Linked DNA regions of Homo sapiens: region 2 is linked to region 1. Evidence: chromatin loops called from intact Hi-C (ENCODE). Cell type or tissue: PC-3. All regions are shown on one strand. Links, peaks and the distances in the headings refer to the core of each region. The heading gives the core; the rest is flanking DNA.

What was found. Hi-C counts contacts between places; a loop is a spot of excess contacts. Peaks named below come from ENCODE experiments on the same cell type or tissue, not always from the same donor. Only the 100,000 strongest peaks of a DNase experiment are listed, where the experiment ranks them.
Region 2: it touches region 1 in a loop (16-fold over the local background); 12 of 110 quality-filtered maps call a loop at or near these places.

The regions. Positions count from the first base shown.
Region 1 is chr4:68,173,392-68,178,784 of GRCh38, reverse strand. No RefSeq gene overlaps it. Among named protein-coding and RNA genes, the nearest start is that of TMPRSS11F, 46 kb to the right of the region's middle. In PC-3, for the core only: CTCF peaks have their summits at 2,021 (motif pointing right), 2,843 and 3,043 (motif pointing right); a DNase peak (open chromatin) is centred at 3,054.
Region 2 is chr4:67,915,491-67,920,883 of GRCh38, reverse strand. It overlaps TMPRSS11A (transmembrane serine protease 11A), which reads left to right. Exons shown (of 10, transcript NM_001114387.2): 8 at 1,652-1,911. Among named protein-coding and RNA genes, the nearest start is that of TMPRSS11D, 34 kb to the right of the region's middle. In PC-3, for the core only: CTCF peaks have their summits at 2,045 and 2,244; no DNase peak of the experiment used is centred there.

The DNA.
Region 1 (5,393 bases), core at 319-5,318:
TGCACCTAGGAATCTGGAATAGTAAGAACTTTGGTACTTTCTCTGGAGGCAACGTTTTTTGCTTTTGTTCTTGTTGATTGAACCATATCAACAAACTTTTTACGTGTTGTTATATTGAAATCCATTAGTATATCTTGCATTTTGAATGGATATTTTATTCATGCATGATTCTGTGACATAATTTGTATGTCTTTTTGAAAATGTTGGTTAACTGAGTGATATGGTTTGGCTCTGTGTCCCCACCCAAATCTCATCTTGAATGGTAATTGCCATGTGTCAGAGGAGGGGCCTGGTGGGAAACGATTGGATCATGGAGGTTGTTTCCCCCATGCTGTTCTTGTGATAGTGAGTGAGTTCTTATGAGAGCCGACGGTTTAAAAGTGTGTGGCTTCCTTCGCTGTCTCTCTCCTGACGCCATGTAAGATGTGTCTGGCTTCCCCTTCGCCTTCCACCATGAATGTTGTTTCCTGAGGCCTCCCCAACCATATGGAACTGTGAGTCAATTAAATCTCCTTTCTTTATAAATCACCAGGTCTCAGGTATGTCTTTACAGCAGTGTGAGAACAGACAACTACACTGAGTTAAGTAAATATTCCAAATGTTGACACCTTTCATTGTACTGTGTCACAAAGTCATGTTCATTAATATCACTGATCACATTATAAAATCTTTTAAGTATTATGGGGATGTCAGGTTCACGGTAGCACAAATAAGTTTACCAAAATTCTAATTTTCTTAATAAATCTCATATTTCATAATTAGCAACAAATAGTCATTTTCTGAAAATATCTGCCACATGCAGATTCTAAATATATTAAATACTGATTCTGATTCTAATAGGTTTTCAGTCACTCTTAGCAAATAAAATGTTGTTCCACGGTAAAAATGATGCATTCACCTTGCAAATCATAAAATTACTTCAGTGCTTTTACTCAAGATTGCCATTCAATTCAATTATGCAGCAACCATGCTTATGTCTACCTCTCTTTTGTCATTCATAACAAAGACATGTATGTACTCAATTTCAAAAGGCAATGCAATTTATAATCTTTAATGTTTCATCCAGGGCATTCTTAAATAAAGTTGGATTTTTTTTTTTACTGCAAATGTATGGCAGTGAAAAATACAATGATGCAATGACTCCTGGTACAGTTTGTTGCCTTTACCTTGATTTGCTAAAAGTCCCAGCCTTTTTTGCCACTAATCTATTTTCACTGTTAGTTTGATTTCACAGACTTCCTGAAAAAGCCTCAGAGACCCTTAGGGGTCTGCAGAAAACACTCTGAAAACTGCTGATCTATTCTAATTATTCTAATAATTATTCTAAAGAAAAGTTTATATAACTAATACCTACAAAATAATTTCATCAATCCATAAATATCCAAGAACTGTTCATTTATATACTTATGGTACTACAGAAGCATATGGGACAGACAGCTAACCCAGAATGAGGGGTGGGGGCAATCAAAAGTTTATCAAGTAAACGCCCCTGAGATGAGTCCTGTGGGATGAATAAGAGGAAGCTCAAGAAAAACTTCTTGGTGAAGGGATGGAGGTGCTTGGGAAGGGCACCCAAAGCAGAGAAAACAACATTGTCAAACACTGTGACTGAATATACTATCATGTATTAGTCAGGATAGGCTAGATTTTACTGTGGCTCCATACACTTAAATCTCCATAGCTTAGCACACCAAAATTTACTTCTCACTCATAGGTATTGACAGTAGGATGACTCTCCCAGGCTGCTGGATTAGCAATGCAGGCTGCTTTCATCTTGTGGCTATGCCGTGTGAACATTTGCCTTCACAATCCTAATCACAGAGCAAGAGAATGCTGCTAATAGACCCACTAACAGAATGAAAATATATCCACTAATGCTCCTAGATCATTTGCCAAAACTTGTTAAATGGCCCCTTTTAACTTTAAGGAGGCTGAGAAACATGAGACAGAACATGTATATTTGGAGATACAGAAGTTTCTCTGGCCTAATTTGTTGAAAAAGACCGCTGGCACTAATTTCTACTGTAGCAAAGAACAAATAGTTTTCACAGAGTAAACAGTAGAGGGCTCTGGGAATAAACTAGAATGATGACTAGTAGGCAACAGTGCAGTTCCAGATCAAAGAGGAGTAGAAGTAGAGCCTGGAAGGTTCTGACAAGCAAGAGATGCTTTCTGGTGTAATGATCAAAAGCTCTGTGCTAGTATTGAAGAAGTTTTATCTTTAATTGGGTAGAAAAGGGAAAAGGAAACAAGTACAATGTTGGGATGAGAATTCTTTAAAATTGCACAGATTTATAAGTCATCATGCAAAGAAAAAAGTTACGTAAAACTGCTCTGTAGTTTGTCTCTGCTATATAAAACACGAGTAGAAAAAAAGACTAGAAAAAATATAGGACACCAGAGTGTTTTTTTTAAACAGAGTTTATTCTAGTGATATTATGAATGATTTCTGGAGTCTGTCTTATATTTTCCATAATGAGCATGGTTACTTTATAACCAAAAGGAAAAAAAATTCATTAACCTTTGTTTAAAGAAATTTCAATTTAAATGAGATATTTTCAATAAATCATTAGTCATTAAATATTGATGAGATATTTATGAATATGGTGAACATATTTTCCCAGCCTAAATTGGGACATTTAGCTTGATATAAATGAATTGAAAATTTTGCATCGAACAGTCTTGGAAAATCATATGGTTGCGTAGTCATAAATAACTGAAATCCTATAATTATGTTTCTTTAAGCTCAAATGGGACATAATTGTATATGACAGATTTATCATTTATTTTTGCTTTCCATAAATGTGTTAATGAAATTTGTTAAGCTAGTTTTTATAAACGGAATTGCATTTTAAATTACCAGAATAACTTGATGTTTAAATACATTCACTATTTTGAGTTTTTTTTTATGTAAAATATATATGCACATATATACTTGCTTAAAGGATAAAAAGACATTAATTACTGTCTCTGACATCTCAACTTCTGTTTTTTTCTTTTCTGCGAGAACACCCCTATGTTCTATCACTTTTCCCAGCAGAGGGCACTACAACCCAAGTATCAGGCTTCTCATGTTTCCCCTAAATGTCAAACGTAACATTGTTAACTTGAGAAGTCTCATAAATGAGCAAAATACAATCCCAGCAGGAGACAGAAGAATAGACAAAGTGAAAACCTACCCCCCCCATCCTTATTTCTGGCAAATACAAAATATAAACCGTGATTCCATTAAAAAAAAAAACTCATTCTTGCAAAGGACAGTAACAAGTTCCATGATAAATAAAGATGTATTTAAGTAATAGATTCTGCTCTAAAAACCACATAACCAAGTGGAAAGTACCAGTACACAGCAAATGCAATGCAGGGTAATTATAATAACTGCCAGGTTTAGAACACTACACTCTGTTTTATACCTCCAGCTGCCTACTTGACCACTCCAAATAATGCAAGGCCCCCAAAACTTAATATGTCCACCCCATTTTATCATTTGACTTACATATGTGCTCCTCTTTATATGTTCACCCATTTATTTAATGGCATTACTGTTCTTGAAAATTTATTATCCCCTTTAATTTCTCCTTTTCTATCATCTTTCCCCATCAGTCCTAAGTCTTGATGGTTTCCTAACTAGTCTTGCAAGTCTTTGGTGATTTACTAATACATGAAGCATAACTTTTTATCTTTTTTTTTTCTTTGTTGAGACAGTCTCGCTCTGTTGCACAGGCTGGAGTGCAATGGTGTGATCTTGGCTTACTGCAACCTCTGCCTCCTGGGTTCAAGCAATTCTCCTGCCTCAGCCTCCCAAGTAGCTGGGAGTACAGGCATGTGCCAACATGCCCAGCTAAGAAAGATAACTTTTAAAATTTTATTTTCAAGCCCTTCGTAATCTAAATGGTATCTAAATTCCCAGTCCTGCCTATGGGTTCCTCCCTTTAGCAACACAACATGCCAATTAAAACTCTAATTTCCTTCAGAGCCCAGCTCAAATTTCATATAAAAAAGACTTGGCAAAAATTATTCTCTCCTCTCCCGTTCTCTGATGACATGTCATTTGTATTTTTGTTAGAACACTGTATTAGTCGTTTTCACACTGTTGATAAAAACATACCTGATTCTGGGCAATTTACAAAACAAAGAGGTTTAATTGGACTTAAAGTTCCACATGGCTGGGGAAGTCTCACAATCCTGGTGGACAGCAAGGAGGAGCAAGTCACATCTTACATGGATGGCAGCCAGCAAAGAGAGCTTGTGCAGAGAAATTTCCCTTTTTAAAACCATCAGCTCTTGTGAGACTTATTTGCTATCATGAGAACAGCATGGGAAAGACCTGCCCCCATGATTCAATTACCTCTTACTGGGTCCCTCTCACAACACTTGGAAATTCAAGATGAGATTTGGGCAGGGACACAGTCAAACCATATCATTCCACGCTGGCCCCTCACAAATCTCATGTCTTCACATTTTAAAGCCAATCATGCCTTCCCAACAGTCCCCCAAAGTCTTAACTCATTTCAGCAGTAACTCAAACATCCATAGTCCAAAGTCTCATCTGAGACAAAGCAAGTCCGTTCCACCTATGAGCCTGGAAAATCAAAAGCAGGTTAGTTACTTCCTAGAAACAAAGGGGGTACAGGCATTGGGTAAATACAGCCGTTCCAAATGGGAGAAATTGGCCAAAACAAAGCGGCTATAGGCCCCATGCAAGTCCAAAATCCAATGGGCAGTCAAATCTTAAAGCTCAAAAATGATCTCCTTTGACTCCATGTCTCTCATCCAGGTCATGCTGATGTAAGAGGTGGGTTCCCATGGTCTTGAGCAGCTCCATCTCTGTGGCTTTGTGGGGTACAGCCTCCCTCCCAGCTGCTTTCATGGGCTGGTGTTGAGTGTCTGCAACTTTTCCAGGCACACGGTGCAAGCTGTCAGTGGATCTAACATTCTGGGGTCGGGAGGACGGTGGCCCTCTTCTCACAGCTCCACTAGGTGGTCCCCCAGTAGGGAGTCTGTGTGGGAGTTCAGACCCCTCATTTCCCTTCTGCACTGCCCTAGCAAAGGTTCTCCATGACAGCCCTGCCCCTGCAGCAAACTTCTGCCTGGACATCCAGGCATTTCCATACATCCTCTGAGATCTAGGCCAAGGTTCCTAAACCCCAATCCTTGACTTCTGTGCACTTGCAGGCTCAACACTACATGGAAGCTGCCAAGGCTTGAGGCTTGCACCCTCTAAAGCCACAGCTGAGCTCTACATTGACCCCTTTTAGTCATGGCTAGAGCAGCTGGGATGCAGGGCACCACGTCCCTAGGTTGCACACAGCATGGGGACCTTGGGCCTGGCCCACAAAACCACTTTTTTCTCCTAGGCCTCTGGGCCTGTGATGGGAGGGGCTGCCGAGAAG
Region 2 (5,393 bases), core at 265-5,264, 260 kb after region 1:
TGGCTGCATAGCATTCCATGGTGTATGTATACCACATTTTCTTTATCCAGTCTATCACTAATGGGCATTTAGGTTGATTCTATGTCTTTGCTATACCGAAGAGTGCTAGAGGGAGAGGATCAGGAAAAATAACTAATGGGTACTAGGCTTAATACCTGGGTGATGAAATAATATGTACAACAAAACCCCATGACACAAGTTTACCTGTGTAACAAACCTGCACATGTAACCCTGAACTTTGAAAAAAGTATATATATGCACACACATATATATGCATACATATATATGTGTGTATATATATGCATATATGTGTGTGTGTATATATAAAAAAAAATATATATATATATATATATATAATTACCTCATTTTTCCAGAACCAACTTCCAGATGCCCTACCACATTGGTTCTTATTCTCTGAACATTCGAGACTTTGTCAGTGTCTTCCTTAAAATATGCTTCCAATAACTAAATACACCAAGACAGATGTGTGACTAGTGTCACACATAACAAAATAAAGCAGGAAGTCTTCTGAAAAATACAAATAATGTAAATTGGTGGGAGACAGTGTTTTATAAAGGGAAGAGCAGAGAGAGGCAGGCAGATATGTGATGTGAATCAAATAGTTTAACCTATCCAGGCTTTATTTTCCTTAAGTATAAAACACAGTCTTTACTAGATGATCTTTCATTGCTACTAAATGATTTTTCCGATTCCTGTATGTACCATAATCCACCCATTGCCCAAGCCCACAAGCTAGAAGTCAACCGCATTTACCACATTTGATCATCTCTCAAAGGACTATGCAGTCATCTAATAGACTTTACCACATCCATTCTTGACCTTCAAGAATCTACTCCCCAGAAAGAACCAACATGTTTTTTAAAAATGTAAATGAGACTACATTATTCTCTGGCTTAATTATCCAGTAGATTCCCATATCACTTCAATAAAATTTAAGCACTTTATCATGACCTATAAAACACTCTAAAATCTAGTCCCTGCTTACCTCTCCAAGCTCACCCCCAACCATTCTTTCCCTTGTGTTCTGACTGCAGCCCATCCAACCCAAGACCTTGGGATTTTTGCCTGGAAACTTGTTTCCCTCATCTCCTCACACTGACCCTCTTTTACTATGTCTTAGCCCAAATGCGTTATCAAAATAATCATAATGACCTGTTAGTACTCTATTCCGTTACCCTATTTTATTTTGTTCATAGCCTTTATCAATGTTTAAGATTATTTATCTATTTGTTTGCTTGCTTTGATCCTTTTCCTTCTCTGGAATCTTATACTCCTGTGAGCAGGCACCTTAGGTCCTGTTCATCACTTTATCCCCAGCAGTTCAGATAAGGCTCAGCACACAGATGCTCAGTAAATATTTGTGGAAGGGATAAATGAATGATATTTTATGTGTATTACAGTTCTAAAATTCAATAGTTTTGTATTAAATATCAGTTCTAATATGGCATTTATATGATTTTATCTTTCAAAACATTAGCAATAGATTATATTTAAATGATAAAAGAAAACTATAACTGCAGCCAAGTATTCTCAGGATTGTATTTCTCTTATATTAGCCTAAATGCAATTAATCTAGCTCATATACTTTGGGCAGCTTATATATATTCTGTTAATTTCTAACCTTTTCCAGGTATAAAAATCCACATCAATGGACTGTTAGTTTTGGAACAAAAATCAACCCTCCCTTAATGAAAAGAAATGTCAGAAGATTTATTATCCATGAGAAGTACCGCTCTGCAGCAAGAGAGTACGACATTGCTGTTGTGCAGGTCTCTTCCAGAGTCACCTTTTCGGATGACATACGCCAGATTTGTTTGCCAGAAGCCTCTGCATCCTTCCAACCAAATTTGACTGTCCACATCACAGGATTTGGAGCACTTTACTATGGTGGTGGGTATCTCAGGATAGCTAACAGAGCGCTAAGCCCTGTCTAAGGCAATGTGATTTCATCTCCATCAATATTATCCTGACAGCCATTTCCACACAGTCTGGTTGGATTAGTTAGGGTTCTTACTTTGTGTGACAGAAATTCAATTCACATTAACCAGTGCAGAATAAAAAACAAAGAAACAAAAACTTCCACAAATTTGGCTCATGTAATTTGGAAGTCAAAAAAGTGTAGTAAGTTTCACTTCAGACACAGGGGTTTATATGATGTCATCTGGCTCTGTGTCTCTGAATTTGAATTTTTTGCCCCTTCTTTTCTCTATATTGTCTTCATTCAGAGGGATGCTAGCTTCACCTAGTGTCAGAGGTGGCTAACAACACCTCAACACATCATCCTCAACAAAGAAAAAATACATAGAAAGGAATATTTATTTCTTTTCTTTGCCAGAATTCACATTAATTTCTATTGTTCCAGCTGTGTCTAGGAGGACTCAGATTGAGTGGCTAACTCAAATATTCTTTATGCCTATGTAGCAAAATTTGCTTCAGTACTGAAGAAGCTAATTTAAGTGTGATGGTGAATAAGAATAGTGTAGAGATAAATTGTCAAACTATTTGTCCCCTCTAAAAGTATTCAACTTGATATACTAACTTAGTCTTGTAAGAAATAATGATGATTTAGTTACTGAATGTTCTAGGCAATCTTAGTGAGACACGCTCTGGATTCTACCATGTGGTCCAGGTACATATGTATAACAAAAGCTAGAGAGTTTCTTTAACACTGGGCTTGAGAAAATGCAAAAGGGCTTTCTGAGAATGACTAAATCTATTTGCAGGATTCTATACAATTTATTTACATACAAGAAATTATAAAGAATAAGCTTTTGATTCTCAGTCTACCATTAAGGAACTAGGAATAACCTTTCACTCACATAGGCAGGAATCGGTTTTAGGGTCTCTAGATTTTTTCCAGATGTCCCATGTGGTTTTGTTTTATCTTATACAGAGTGAGACATGCATTGCTTTCTTTAAGGTTGTATTACCAATCACAGAAAATATTACCTATGGTTTATTAATTCTAGTAGATCTAGTGCTGCTGTAAGCCTGACACCTCCCTAGGTCTGCACTCTCTTGGATGGATTTTCTCTGAAGATAGGGCTTGCATTCTCTGCTTCATAGTGGTGGGAAAGACATCACAAATCCCCTTTGGCTTGGTGGGAAAAATCACTTTCAGGAGTTTGAGACTGGCACAGAAACATACCTGTCATAATGCGCTGTGAGTGGCAACAGAATCTGACACTTATAGAGCACTCCACCCTACTTGAACACGGCCTCTCTTGGTGAGTGACCCACAGGTGCTTTTAATCTATTAAATAGATTAAATTAACCTATCATTCTTAATCTGTTAAGTACATTAATAGATTAAAAGCAGCCATTCGTTACTCACCAAGAGAGGCTATATTCAAGTCTGTAAAGCAAACCTTAAGAAGTTTTTTAAAATTGAAATTGTACAAAGTATATTCTCTGATCATAATGGAATCTAACTAGACATCAGTAACAGAAAGATAACATAAAAATCCCCAAATGCTTACCAATTAAAAAACATATGTAAATAAAGAGAATATCTCGAAGAAATTTGTAAAAACAAATAGAACTAAATGAAAACAAAAATATATAAATATATGCCAGATGCTGCTAAAATAGTGTAGAAAGGGAAATTTATAGAAAATGCATATTATAAGGAAAGATATCAAATCAATAATTAAGTTCTCACTTCAAGAAACTAGAAAAATAAAAAATAAACCTAAAACAAACATAAGGAAGGAAATAATAAGAATAAGAATAGAAATGAATAAAATTAAAAATAAACTATAGAAAATTGATAAATAAAAAGCTGATTATTTGATAAAATCAATATTTTGCTAGAAATGTCATTAAGCATTTTTACAGAAGATGAGATATAGCTCAGGGATGTCCAGAATTTATGGGCTATGCTTTTCATGACTTGGAATACATTTTACCAACCAGTTTAGTTTGCTGAAGAAGTTGTGGATTTGCACTGTCACCTACTTACAATACTTAGATTGTCAGTTTCACCTTACTCTTCTCACCATTATTTTATTTTTATTTTTATTTTTATTTTTATTTTGAAACAGAGTCTCGCTCTGTCTCCCAGGCTGGAGTGCAGTGGCGTGATCTCGGCTCACTGCAAACTCCGCCTCCCGGGTTCACGCCATTCTCCTGCCTCAGCCTCCCGAGTAGCTGGGACTGCAGGCGCCCACCACCATGCCCGGCTAATTGTTTTGTAGTTTTAGTAAAGAAGGGGTTTCACCGTGTTAGCCAGGATGGTTTTGATCTCCTGACCTCGTGATCCACCTGCCTCGGCCTCCCAAAGTGCTGGGATTACAGGCGTGAGCCACCGCGCGCCAGGCCATGAATGTTTTTAATTGATGATATAGTAGGCAATATAAATGTGTGTGTGTGTGTGTGTGTGTGTGTGTGTATAATATATATAAACCAATTGTATTCAAATAACAGAATAATTTGAAAAATCTCTTAGCATATTTCTGAGTTACACACTTAAATCTTCCGAGCACTTTTAAATATGTGTTTACAAACATTTCTTCAGAAATAAATCTTGGAAATCGTCTTCTAAAGAAACTGGTGTATTAGGGTTTTTTCAAATGTACTTAGTTTTTTTTTTAATTGATGTATAAAATTGCATGTACTTACCATGTGCAACATAATGTGTTGAAGTATAGTATATGTACACTGTGAGTGTTAAATCTAGTTAACTAAGAAGCGTCTTATTTTACATAATTATCATTTTTGTGGCAAGAACACTTAATATCTACTCTTGTAGCGTTTCTCAAGAATACGATATATCAACAGTAGGCAACCAGAAGCTGGGGGTCTTTACAGGGGAAGGAGTTAGGGAGATGCTGGTCAACAAATTCATATTTGCAGTTAGGAAGAAAAAGTTCAAGAGATCTCTCATCCATCATGGTGACTATAGCTGATGATATATCGTATTCTTGTATTAGTTTTTTATAAATGTGTAACAAATAATCACAAACAGTTAAAACAGCACTCATTTATTTTTATCTCACTGTTTTCATGAGTCAGACGTTCAGACACAGCTTAGTTGAGTCCTCTTCTCAGGGTCTCACCAAACTGTAATCAAGGTGTCAGCTGGGGTTGTGGCCACATCTGTGGCTCCTTTGAAGGTCTCCTCAAGGTTTGCTGGCAGAATTCCTTTACTCGCAGCTGTAGAATGCATGCCAGCTTGCTGCTTTAACTCTTTAGGAAAGTGTCTCAACTCCAGCAAGGCTCGCCCTTTTTGAAATGGCTCAGCTGATTAGGTCAGGCCCACCTTTGATAATCTCCTTTTGATGAATTCAAAGTCAAACTCATTAGAGGTCTTAATCGCATCTGTAAAATTCCCTCATCTTGGCCATATAACATAACCTAATCATGAGAATGGC